Linked DNA regions of Homo sapiens: region 2 is linked to region 1. A link is an interaction called in ENCODE POLR2A ChIA-PET data of the cell type or tissue named here. Cell type or tissue: endothelial cell of umbilical vein. All regions are shown on one strand. Links, peaks and the distances in the headings refer to the core of each region. The heading gives the core; the rest is flanking DNA.

Evidence for each region. ChIA-PET counts read pairs that join two places held together with the same protein. Peaks named below come from ENCODE experiments on the same cell type or tissue, not always from the same donor. Only the 100,000 strongest peaks of a DNase experiment are listed, where the experiment ranks them.
Region 2: POLR2A ChIA-PET joins it to region 1 with 7 read pairs; 1 of 35 experiments calls an interaction of 5 or more read pairs at or near these places.

What each region holds. Positions count from the first base shown.
Region 1 is chr5:107,318,422-107,324,673 of GRCh38, reverse strand. No RefSeq gene overlaps it. Among named protein-coding and RNA genes, the nearest start is that of LINC01950, 310 kb to the right of the region's middle. In endothelial cell of umbilical vein, for the core only: no CTCF peak of the experiment used is centred there; DNase peaks (open chromatin) are centred at 1,513, 2,563 and 3,593; H3K27ac peaks cover 1,864 bases.
Region 2 is chr5:108,292,819-108,299,070 of GRCh38, reverse strand. The region is part of intron 4 of FBXL17 (F-box and leucine rich repeat protein 17); the gene reads left to right. Among named protein-coding and RNA genes, the nearest start is that of FBXL17, 86 kb to the left of the region's middle. In endothelial cell of umbilical vein, for the core only: no CTCF peak of the experiment used is centred there; a DNase peak (open chromatin) is centred at 2,890; H3K27ac peaks cover 1,413 bases.

The DNA of each region.
Region 1 (6,252 bases), core at 399-5,398:
AGGCTTTTATGTAAGTGTAATCTTTAATGATTGAATTTCAAGCACCAACAGCTGATGGGGAAATAAAATTTTAAGACAGAGAATATTTTCTTCAAATGACAAACTATAAATGGCCATCTATTTCAACAACTATTTATAAAATGGTCCTGAAATTTAGAAATAAGCATTGAGAAACCGTCGCAATTCTGCACTCCCCAGCCAAAGACCAATCATTTGATAGCCATACTATCAGACGAAATAGGTTATTGTAAAACTCTTAGTTGCTGAGAGAAACATCCAACTATTAACTCATAGCAGATTTTAATTCAGAGAAATTTAAATCTTTGTAACAAAGGTTTACATGTCTTATCCCTTCTCAAATTTCCTATCCTTTTGCTGGTATGCAAGAACAAACATGCAATAGTGATTACATAGGTAATAATACCACAGCCCTGCTGTGTTTCACCAGTGTGAATGCAAGCAGCTGCACCAGACTTGCTCAGCTTCTTTCCTATAGGTTTTCCTTTTACTTTTCTCTATGGCAACAGCCCCCAAAAGTTAACCCCCACCCCTTTTATTTAGAAAAATCAATTTGATTTGAATTATAAAACCCTGAATACATTTAGTCTTAGAGATGTATTTGATATTATCTTTTCTTCAAAGTTCATTTCTTGTGACAGTCTCATTCAAAATTATAAGTATTAAAAAATAAAAGTGAAGTTCTGGATGTCAAATAGTAACCATGTGTTTGGGATTGTCAGAGGGGAGGTACGAATCTCGGGGCTTTTGAATCTATTCAACAGCAGATGTAAAGATCAAAAAGGGAAAATCAGAAGTATGAATATAGGGAAAATACTTTGAAGTGGAAGTGTTTTTTACCAGAGGAAACCAATTTCCCCAATTTACTAACATAAAGTTGGGCTGCATAAACCCGCGGAGTGAATGAGCTGACACTGAAACGTTTGTAAACAGACTAGCAGATGGGAGAGTGTGCTGTGAGTTGTCTGCCTTCTCGTTCTCTTTTATTATATGAGGAGAATACAAAAACAAAAAATAAAAAAAACAGAGGTTGGGAAGATTACTTGGGACTACTTAGAATTCTGAGTAAAAGGACACCTGGGCCATTTTGAATAACTGACTATGTCTCTGTAAGCATACAATCAATAAGTCAGCATTTCTAAAATTTAAAAATCTTTATGCTTCTTCATGTTTTAAGTGTATTATGGAAGTAGATTTATGAAATACTGTCATTTTGGACAAAATAAAAAATTTAAATTTATTTATAATTTGGCCTTTATAACAATTGTCCAAAATTTTTAGCAATTTTGTTATTGCCCTTATTTAATAAGTAATTATTACTATTTAGGGATCTTCAAACGTTGCTTGACCTAAGGAGCCCCAGGGAATCTTAGAGCAAGAGTATTATGTGGGTTTCGGAGCTCTTTGCTTTTCGTGTTTTATTTTTTCAGGAGGTTTCAAGATCATCTGTTTCCTCTGGCTTCTCGTGAATGACTTTGTGGATGACTTTGCCTCTTTCTTTGGTGTATGTGTTATGATGATCTCAATGAACAACATGTTGGACTCTGTGAATTTGCTTCCATATGGAACAAGTTAGCAGCTATTTAATTTCTAAAAATGTTTATGAAGTCTACAGTCCATTGTTATTTTTAGAGAGGCCTGTGCAGATCTTCACCAGACGGTTATTTCAGGGCTCCAGAGATTCTTCCTTTTCTTTATGAAACTCCTCCAGAAAACACACCACCTTAAAACTATACTGAGTTATTGTAAATATTAAAATCAAGGTATTGATTCCTTGTCTTATTCACATTAAATCTTTTCTAATAGAAGTTAGTTTGTATTTAGCCACGTGACAAACAGAATTTTTTTATTAAAAGATTTGCCTATAAGCTTCTTTGATTTTATAATTAATGATTCATAATAATTTATGAATTAATGTATTTGTAATCAACAAAAATGCATATGATACTTTTAGGAATCATGTAAGCCCTTAAAAAAAAGCTACTTTAAATTCATCTGTTTTTAGCATGTAACTGAGTCTTAGAGACAATATTGAACTCATGGTGGTTTCCAGGTTTCCAATATCATGGTTGTTAGGTGATTTAATTTTTTTTCTTGGTCTATTAACTCAGAGTTACCCATTTGTTCAAGGGTTTGACACTTTTTAGTATTCAGCCTTCATCACTCCTTCGGAAAGATTCTTGTGGTTGAATGTTGAACACTCACAAAAGCTGAGAGGTATTTAAATGTGAAAATGAATTCTTATAATTAGATTTACTCTTTTTAATCAAGGATGCAAAATACTGTTTCTTGTTCTCAATGAAATTTAGGAGATGAAGTTGTGAAAATATAAAAAAGTAAATGCATCTGTTTCTGCCTATTTGAAAATCTGTATCTCTCTTGAATTGTTCTTTTTTGATAATGTTCTCATTACATGATTACTTAGTTGTAGCTGTAAGAGAATATTTGAATTACAAAAATGCCAGTCTGGTGGCATTAGAGAAATATACTGTGGGCGAAGCTTATCTCTGGGTGGCAACTTAAGGTAAAACAATTATGGAAAAAGGAAATGCCATGAGAAAGGAAGTGTGAAAGGAAAATGATTCATGTCAGGAATTATAATTTGGCTCCCAACAAGTTTGGAGTTGTAGGGACCTATTTAATAATTTTTCACACAGAACCTGTTTAGTAGACATTACAGGCAAAATCCTAAAATGCAAGCTCTTTTTTTTTCTTTTTAAAGCTGATAGGGATTCAATGAATTTTTTTTTCTTAAAACATTAATTTTAAAATAAAGTGAATTTGTCAGTCTCGGGAACCTGTCTCTCTCTTTCTCTAGATGAAAAATAATTTTGTTTTGATTTATGCATTTAATATTTCACACTGGAAATGTAAAACTACAGCAGTTATTTTATAGTGACTGAGATCAGGAAATATGGTGGTAATTCATTATATTTATTATTTTTCGTTATAAAACTATAAATCAATGTTATTGGAAATTAAATGTCTGGTCTACTGTGAGGGCATTTTGAGGTATAACAGTACTTTCCATAAGGCTTTCCAGGATCTGACAGAAACCTGAATTATTCATAAGAGTCTTAGATTTTTTCCTTCAGCCCAATCAAATTAATAAAACAATTTCAATTCTAAAAGCTATTAATACTCTGTGGAAGAGAGCAAAAGCATGCATTTATCTTCAGTTTTTATGTTGAATTTTGTTTACTTCTGGGAATCAAAAAAACCAAAAAAGTAAATGTTTTAAAAAAGGTGGAATACTAGGTCTGATCATTGTTACTTTGCTAGTATAATACAGTAGTGTTATAATTTTTGTTCTTCCGTTGTCATTGTACTTCAAAGAAAGACGATTACTTGTGTCCCTTGAAGGGTTTTTTTGAACTCCTTCTTAAGGAAAAAAATAAAATCATATAGAAGCATTTTAGTTTTTAGGAGTAATTACTATTCCATATTCAAAATGTTTGAAGTCCCTAAAATGGACCCATAATATGAGTGAAATGGAATCATAACATGTGATAAGGCAAACATAAACAGCTGTATAAAACACATATCAAAAGGAACAAAGACATTATGTCACTGGGTATGGTAGATAAGCAAATTATTTAGTTGGCCACTGAACTGGATTGACTTGACATTTTTGGCATGTACAGCAAATGGGAAATACGTTGGTTACACAATCTTCATTGTCTAACCTGAAAGCAATTATATGGTTAGCGGAGAAAAACTTATATCAGGATATAAATTCAAAGAGAAATTTTTTTGTGTGGATTCTTGAAAAAGGGACTTTTAATAATAAAGTAGACAGCATCTTCAATGCCAGCTTTGTCTTATAGAAAGATTGTTCAAATGGACCCTTTTTGAATCAGTCCTCTTTGAAGGTTGAGGATATGATATTAAACCATAACTCAGTGAAGGCAACCCTAGGGGTGCTTGGATAATAAAGTGTAAGTATTCCACTTGTTGAAGATATGGCTTAATACAGGGATAGAACTGGGAGAATCCAGAAGAAGGAAGTGCTTTCAATATCCCTGGACAGTCTCTCTCAAATTCCATATGCTTTAAGCAGGCCTGGATTATTGTCAACTTCGGGATACTCTTCTGAACTAGAAACAGATAGATGGGAATGAAGCACAACTGCTCTATTATGAAAGCTCAACTTGTATTTTCATCATCCAGAAAGTATTACCTTTTAGCACAGTCACGGGCAGCTACAATACTTGGAGAGAGGACCAATCTGTTCTCCATATCTTCCTATTGCCTAGCTATTGTAACCATAGAGCATGCTGGTTTTGAATTAGCCAGAGAAATGTTTATGCTACCTGTGGAAAGTAAAAATGCATCTTGATAGCCCTGCCAGGAAGTGTTAGCTGCAAAATACACATACCATACCTAAATCTGTTGAATAGTGTTATTTTAAAATGTCCATTTAAATGTTAGCGTAAGACTACCAGATGTTACCAATTTTGATGGAAATGAGATCAAGTGACCTCTTTGAATTTATGAACTGATGAGTCCAATGCTTAAGACTTTTATTTGTTTTATTGTCAGAGAATATTCAACAGTTTGGCCACTGTAAAGAAGGATATTTGGCATTCTGTTTGCTATAGCAAGAGGGAATACAGCTTGTTTCTTGAATAGCTGTACCATATGTTGTAGTTGTGGGCTGGTTTGATATGTGTTCTACTATTTGAAGGGGGATGGGTGATCAACAGGGAGGCTGGGTTAAGATATTGCAAGTTGAAAACTGAATAATAGTGCTGGAAATCAACTTGCAGCTTAGAGTTTATAAAGCATGTCTAAGAAGTCAAGAAGTTGAAATTCAGAATATAAGGAGCATCCATTTGTAAAAGTTGGCAATTCTGAAGGACTTTGACTTTCAATTTGACAGGATAAGAACAGAGTAAGAATAAGCTGGGAGGCTGAGAGGGCGGGCTCATGCCTGTAATCCCAGCACTTTGGAAGGCTGAGGCAGGTGGATCAACTGAGGTCAGGAGTTTGAAACCAGCCTGGCCAACATGGCAAAACCCCATCTCTACTAAAAATACAAAAATTAGCCGTGTGTGGTGGCATGTGTCCAGCAACTTAGGAGGCTGAGGCAGGAGAATCGCTTGAACTTGGGAGGTGGAGGTTGCAGTGAGCCGAGATCATGCAATTTCACTCCAGCCTGGGTGACAGAGCAAAACTCTGTCTCAACAACAACAACAACAAAAACAAAAAAACTGAGAATAGTTTGGGGACAGAAGTGGAGTCCTTTAGGAATTTATCAAGTCCTTTGTCTTGGATACTGTCATTGGCTTCCGTTTGGGGAGGTCCATCAATTATACAAAATATAGAGATAGTTGTGTGAATTTAAATAAAGATTTATACGTCTATTAATTCTGTCAAAAGTCAAGTTATAAATAACCATGTCTCCCTATCTTTATTGTTTTCTCTGTGCCTGATTTCAAAGCTTCTCATTGAAATCTTATTATATATGTTTTTATAAAACATGAAATTTATATATTATATAAACATTTATATTTATTTTATATATTTATATGCTGCATACCGAAAAAATTTTGAATGTGGAAATGAGAGAAGGAAAGAGAAGAAAAGAGGAACGTGTTAATTTCTTAGAGCTGCCATAACACAGTACTTCAAGGTGGATGGCTTTAAACAGTAGAAATTTATTTTTTCACAGTTCTGGAGGCTGGAAGTTCGAAATCAAGGTAATGGCAGAGCCATCCTCCTTCCTCCCTTCCTCCCCTCCCTTCCTTTCTCCCCTCCTTCCTCCTCCTCCTTCTTTTCTTTTCTTTTCTTTCTTTCTTTCTTTCTTTCTTTCTTTCTTTCTTTCTTTCTCTCTCTCTCTTTCTTTTCTTTCTTTCTTTCTTTCTTTTTCTTTCTTTCTTTTTTTCTTGCTTTCTCTTTCTGCCTTCCTTTTCTTTTCTCTCTTTCTTTCTGACAGGGTCTCACTCTGTCACTCAGGCTGGAGTGCAGTGGTGCCATCACAGTTCACTGTAGCCTTCACTTCCTGGGCTCAAGCGATCCTCCCACCTCAGCCTCCTGAGTAGCTAAGACCATAGACATACCACCACACCTGGGTAATTATTATTATTATTTTTAATTTTCTGTAGGGATGGGGTCTCACTATGTTGCTCAGGCTGGTCTCAAATTCCTGGGCTCAAGCAATCCTCCCACTTTGGCCTCCCAAAGTGCTAGGATTACAGATGTGAGGTGTGAGCCACTACACTCGGCACCATG
Region 2 (6,252 bases), core at 497-5,496, 970 kb before region 1:
GGGGCTTTTTTGTTCAGATATGTACTCATGTTAAAATGAGGTATCCATATTGGCAGCTAGGTAATAGAGGAAAAAGTGTTATACTCTCCTAATACATTAAATGCTGGCACTATATATGAAACTGAAAGTAAATAATATTATTTAAATCAGTGTGCTATACTTTTAATGTGGATATGGAAAAAAGGCTCATTTTAAAAACTGCAAGAATAAATATATTTTAAATGCTGACATGTTAGGTTTTTATTTTTTGTTTTATTTTGAAAATATGTATACACTAAATTAGGTTTTTGATTAATGGTTAAGAATAGTGAATAAACAAACATGGATTTAAAAATTAAATTGAATTAGGAATTATAAGACTTTGATACTTTTATTTAATATTCTGTATGAGGAAGATAGTATATTACTATATCAAAGGATGAACTGTGTTTTGTGTTGATCAAGAACTTTGCTATTAAAAAAAAGATTTATATTTTTTTACAGTTACAACATTGTTTCCCATCTCTCAGACTGAATTTTTGTTGATTTCTCCTTAGCATCATTAGGCAAGTTAGTGGAATTTAATTTTTATAAAGAAAAACTTAGGGCTTTAGATGCTTTCAGTAAAATTTAAAGCCTACTGAAGTTTTGTTTAGATTTTAGTTTAAATCTATGATTGTCTTGATTTATTGATCTTCTTTGACTGGTGGAGTAGAAAGAAATAACTTTCTCTATGCACAGATTTTATACAAAAACGATTTTTCTCAGTGCTTTCTGTTTTATTTAGATGTTTGGAAGCCAAATTCTGTGTGTCTTGTTCACATAGTAGTAAGAAGTAGCAAGAAGACTATAACTTAAATAGACAAAAAGTTATTGTTGGGGCATTGTATATCATATGGAGCTGTACTTTCTAGAATTTCTAGGGTACTTTATGTTTCTTGCTCCCTAAAAAGAAAAACAAATTAGTTATATAATAGTAAATTAAAATTGTATAATATAAGCCCTACATGGGTATTTGTGGCAATTCAGGAGTAATTGCTTTATCATCATTCTGTTCAGAAGTAATTGCATTGCTTTTGGTGACTGTAGCTTACATTTAGAATTCAGTCAGTTGGGTCATATGCCATTTTTATAAATGGAGAATATAATGCCATAAACTGTAAATTTTTGAAGATATATGGATTCTGATTTTGCTGAATATTTTAGGTTTTTTGTTTGTTGTAAAAACTGTATTTCTACCAAAGGAATAGAATGTTAAATGCTTATTCAGTAAGAATTCTAAAGCATGAGTTAAGTTGGAATAAATGACTTAAAATTATTTCTTAATTTGTTATGAATAAACTTTTTTTGAAGTTTATTTCTGAGTTGCTTAATGTTTTTTGTAGTACTGAATGCTAATTTTGAAAGCAATGTTTCAGAAACATTTAAAAAACAATTTTAGCAGTCTTGTATAGATGATCAGTCAGTATGATTCTTAAAATTCTCGTTGAAGGTATCCAAAATTATTTCCCTCTGCACAGAATAAACAGTTAATGTGATGTTTATGCATTGGATTTTTGATGTTTGAGTCTTTAAATTGCCACATAGTCTGAAAATAATTTTATTTTACTGGTAATGCTTTTGGGATATTTATTCCTATATATATGGAGATTGAGCACCATCTCTTGGTCAACCTGAAGTATATTAATTTGCAAATTCAGCAACAATTGTTAATTAAATTCCTTAATTACTGAGGTTCTATATATTACATAATTTTGTCACAATAAGGTCTTATGTCTAAAGACTGTACTTCTCATAAAATTCACCAGAATGCCTTTACTGTTGTAGATTATAAAATGACTCACTTTTATTACCTTTACTGTTTAAGTTTCTAACTTTGCTATATACTACTGAATTATAAGTTTTCCTTTAAAAGAGGTGAATGGTCTTAATCCTGTGTTAAGAATAAACCCTGTTTATTTATGGAGTTATTAAATATGATTATTTGCTTTAAGTGGAGATTATCCAATTGAAGAAGGTTAGGTGATTTATATATTGTTACCTATGCATGCTAGGTTTATTATTTCAGAAAATGATGCTAAATTTAATATTTAAGATAATAAAATACTTTTTATTTTCCTTTAATATCAATTTGAATGAAAAAAGTATATTATCTAATTGAGCAACAATGGAATTAGGTATATTAAAAACAAAAATTACCATTTTTGTTATTAATATGTAATTTTTAGAATTTTGATTTTTGTCATATTGAATGTGTTATTTTGTTTGAAATGGATACTGTCGAAGTATGTATTAGTAAATGAAGTTTTCATTTTAAAAGATATTTTAATGATAGATTTAATACAGATATTAATAAAGCTACTTATTTTCTCAGAGCAAAGCAAAAAAATAAATATGAAATGACATTTCATGGTTTCGAAGATATTAAAAATGTGTGTTCTTTAAGACTAGATATAGAAGGCAACTGGTACTTCTCTCCATTCCTGACATCAAAGTGAGGCTACAGCTGCATCAAAGTCTTAACCCTCATACATTAATAATGTACAGTAAATAAATCAGTGCTTTTGGGTTTTAGGGAGGTTGATTTTTTTATTTTAGGTTGTACTTTCTAAACATAAATCATTCAGTACTTAGTATTAGATGTATTATTAGCAAGAAAATAGTTATAAATAAGGCCGAAAGAAACAAGTTTAAGAAACTAAATTGGCATTTTATATTTCATAACAAAGTCACTGATTTTTTATATGAAAATGAAGACTTGTAGTGTCAGCTGTATTACATTGTTTCAAATCATGAATCATATCCTGATTCCCCTTGACTCCTCTTGCTTTTTCCTTATCCACTTAATGTCATCACTTCTTCCTAGTGTTCTAATCCAGAAACTTGAGATTCAGCCTTGATTCTTCCCTATCTCTTGTCTTTCTCCTAAAAATTTAGTGTCTAAGCTTTGGAAATAACTTTATTCTTTCTTTTCTCCTCACAACTCTCTTATTTCAGTCTTCCTCATCTATTCCAGAGAGCTTATTGTGTAATGTTGACTAATTGAATTACTAATGTTATTGTCTCCAATCTCTTCCCTGTTCCACCCTATTCTTACTAGCACTGAAAGGTTTTTTTTTTTTTTTTTGGTTTTGTTTAATTTTCCTACTAGAACACTTGGCTGGTCATTTTAAAGATTCTTTAATGGCTATCTACTGTGTGCTACACAGTCGAATCTAAATTCCTTAGAATGTCACTCGCTAGAACTTTATAGTCTTGTTCCAGTTGACCTTAAGCCTTACTTTTTTCCTTTCTCTTTCCCTTTCCTACCTTTTGAGACCTGAGGCACAGGCCAAATTTGTGAAGTGTTACTTTAAGAATTAATCATGCTGGTTTGAGCTCTATTAGCAATTGGATTGTATTACTGGAAGATCTCTTATTACTAGAAGGTTTGTTGATTGTGTGTGTGTGTTGATAGTTGTGAACTCTTTGAAAACAGTAACTGATTTGTTTGTTTGATCTGTCAATTTCAAGTCTTAAGGATAGTGCTTGGCAGGCAGGAGTCTGTATAATAATATAGTAAAAAGTATGGACTCTGGAGCAGACCGTCTGGGTTCAATTCTTAGCTCCTCTACTTTGTCTCCTTGAACAATTTACTTAATTCCCTAGCCCTTCAGTAAAATGGGGATTATAACAGTATTTATGTTATAAGAATACTATGAGGATTAAGTGTGTTAATATACATGTAATGTGCTTAGAATATATGAGAATTAAATGCTCAATGTTATTTTTTATATTTAAAAAATATTAAAAATTTACTATATTTCAAAATTTGGAAAAGTATATGAATTTGGGAGAAAGTTCTTAAATATTTTTTCTTGTAGTAAAATATCACAAATTAATGTTAATTGAAAATATTTTCTTGACTGAAAAATATTTTAAAATTTTACTAGGAATCGAATTGTGTAAAGTTTCAGTAAATAATATATCCTTCAGAGTTAAAAAAGTGTACTCTTATATAAATATTTTTTGTTGTTGCTGCATTGTGTTAAAGTAATGTCACTCTAAATAACTACTAACCAAAATGTGTCTTTTTTAGGAATATAAATACTGTTAAGAACAAAAGTAAATTGACACCTTATCTGTAAAAGTAGACTCTTAAATTTAAAAATGAAGACCTAACATAGGTGTTTTTGTTTTAAATATAGGCTGAATGTAGTAACATTAGTAGATGGCTTTAAAGAACAACTGTGGATATGAAGTAAGTCATTCTGTAACAAGGTTTATTGCAGAAATAGACTTGCTTATGACTAATAATGGCTTAGATTTGTATTTTTTTGTTTTTTTAACTTGTTTTTATATTTGTTGTCTTGATGAGTTTTCTTATCACTTCTAGCCAAGTTCAGAGTAAAGACTTACCTTTATGCAGTTTGCTTTCAGTGGTTTATGGAGGAAGAATATGGATGGATACAAATGTCAAGAGAAGAGAGAGAGAGTTAAATTTGATTTCTTCAGTTTGAGATTTTTATTCTTTGCTTGGCATTGTAAGATGAAGTTTAAAAGCCTCTGTTGGGATATAAACTTCTGAACCTAGACAGTTCTCCTCAAAAATTCATAAAAATATTTATAATGATTGAGAATCACTGAATAATGTTAATATTAGCTTAGATGATAAAGCACAAAGTATTTTTTGGGAGCCTACAGCTATTAGGAATTACAAAAAGTATACACTTCAGACAATAAAATAAGAAGAATTCATCCTTTTTTGGGTTAGAGCCTGTATTTTGAACACTACTGTCAGTAAGTGTATATATATATATTTTTTTTTTTCAGTATATATATATATATGTTCTGAATATATATATATTCAGTAAGAATATATATATACCATATATATAGTGTATCTTTTCAAAATACTGTTGATATGTAGTTTTCTTTCTTTGAATGCTTATGTTAGAAATAAGTATAGATTTGACAATCAGTTTTTTTAATATCATGTCTGCTTTGAATTTTTTTATCTTAATGATTGAAATACATTACTTCTCCTTTTTTTTTTTTTTTTTTTTTTTGTGAGACAAGAGTCTCGCTCTGTCTCCCAGGCTGGAGTGCAGTGGTATGATCTCGCCTCACTGCAGCCTCCGCCTCCTGGGTTCAATGGATTCTTGTGCTTCAGCCTCCCAAGTAGCTGGAATTACAGGCATGTGCCACCATGCCTGGCTGATTTTTGTGTTTTTAGTAGAGATGGGGTTTCACCACGTTGGCCAGGTTGGTCTTGAATTTGTGACCTCAAGTGATCAACCCACCTCGGCCTCCCAAAGTAATGGGATTACAGGCATGAACCACCACGCCTGGCCAAAATACATTACTTCTGAGTGAGATCCTCGTTATTAATAATGTTCTTAAATAATTTCTGCAGTGGTAAAATTAATGACTTAACAGCAAATACCTGTTTGCTTTTTATGGTGTTTCATCTTTTGATTATAAAATATACCGTGATTTAGCAAGCAAGTCTGGTTTATTTGGAGAAGTTACTTAAGCATATAATCTTCATTTTAGACTTACAATTTTGAAGCTGTATTTTTGTTTTGGAAATTGTATATGATCCCCTAAAAGTTTTGTGCTCAGAGTCAGGTAGAGACTTAGGGAAATTATAGAGGAAACAGAAGTATTCCAATATTATTTTCTAGGAATAAAATTACACATGTCCCCATATTTGAAAATGTCTTTCACTTAATGGAATTCACAGTTTTCACACTTTGTTTTAGATGTGAAAGCTTTCAGTAGTTTCTTGTGAATAGGCCACTAAAATTAGTGTAAAATATTTCAATTTTCTAAAATAACTTATTAGTATTACAATATTTCACTTTATAATGAGAAATCCTTATTGTAAGATGTAATGATTCCTACCAAGAAATATTTAAAGTATGAGCAATAACCATATTTTCAGACTAATAAGAAACTAATATAGGAATACTGTTTCTATTCAACAAGTTTTTTTTTGTTTTTTTTTTTTTGTTTTTTTTTTGAGACAGAGTCTTGCTCTGTTGCCCAGGCTGGAGTGCAGTGGCGTGATCTCAGCTCACTATAAGCTCCGCCTCCCGGGTTCACGCCATTCTGCCTCAGCCTCCCCAGTAGCTTGGACTACAGGCACCCGCCAGCATGCCCTGCTAATTTTTTGTATTTTTTAGTAGAGATGGGGTTTCACCATGTTAGCTAGGATCTCCTGACCTCGTGATCCACCCGCCTCGTCCTCCCAATGTGCTGGGATTACAGGCGTAAGCCACCACGCCCGGC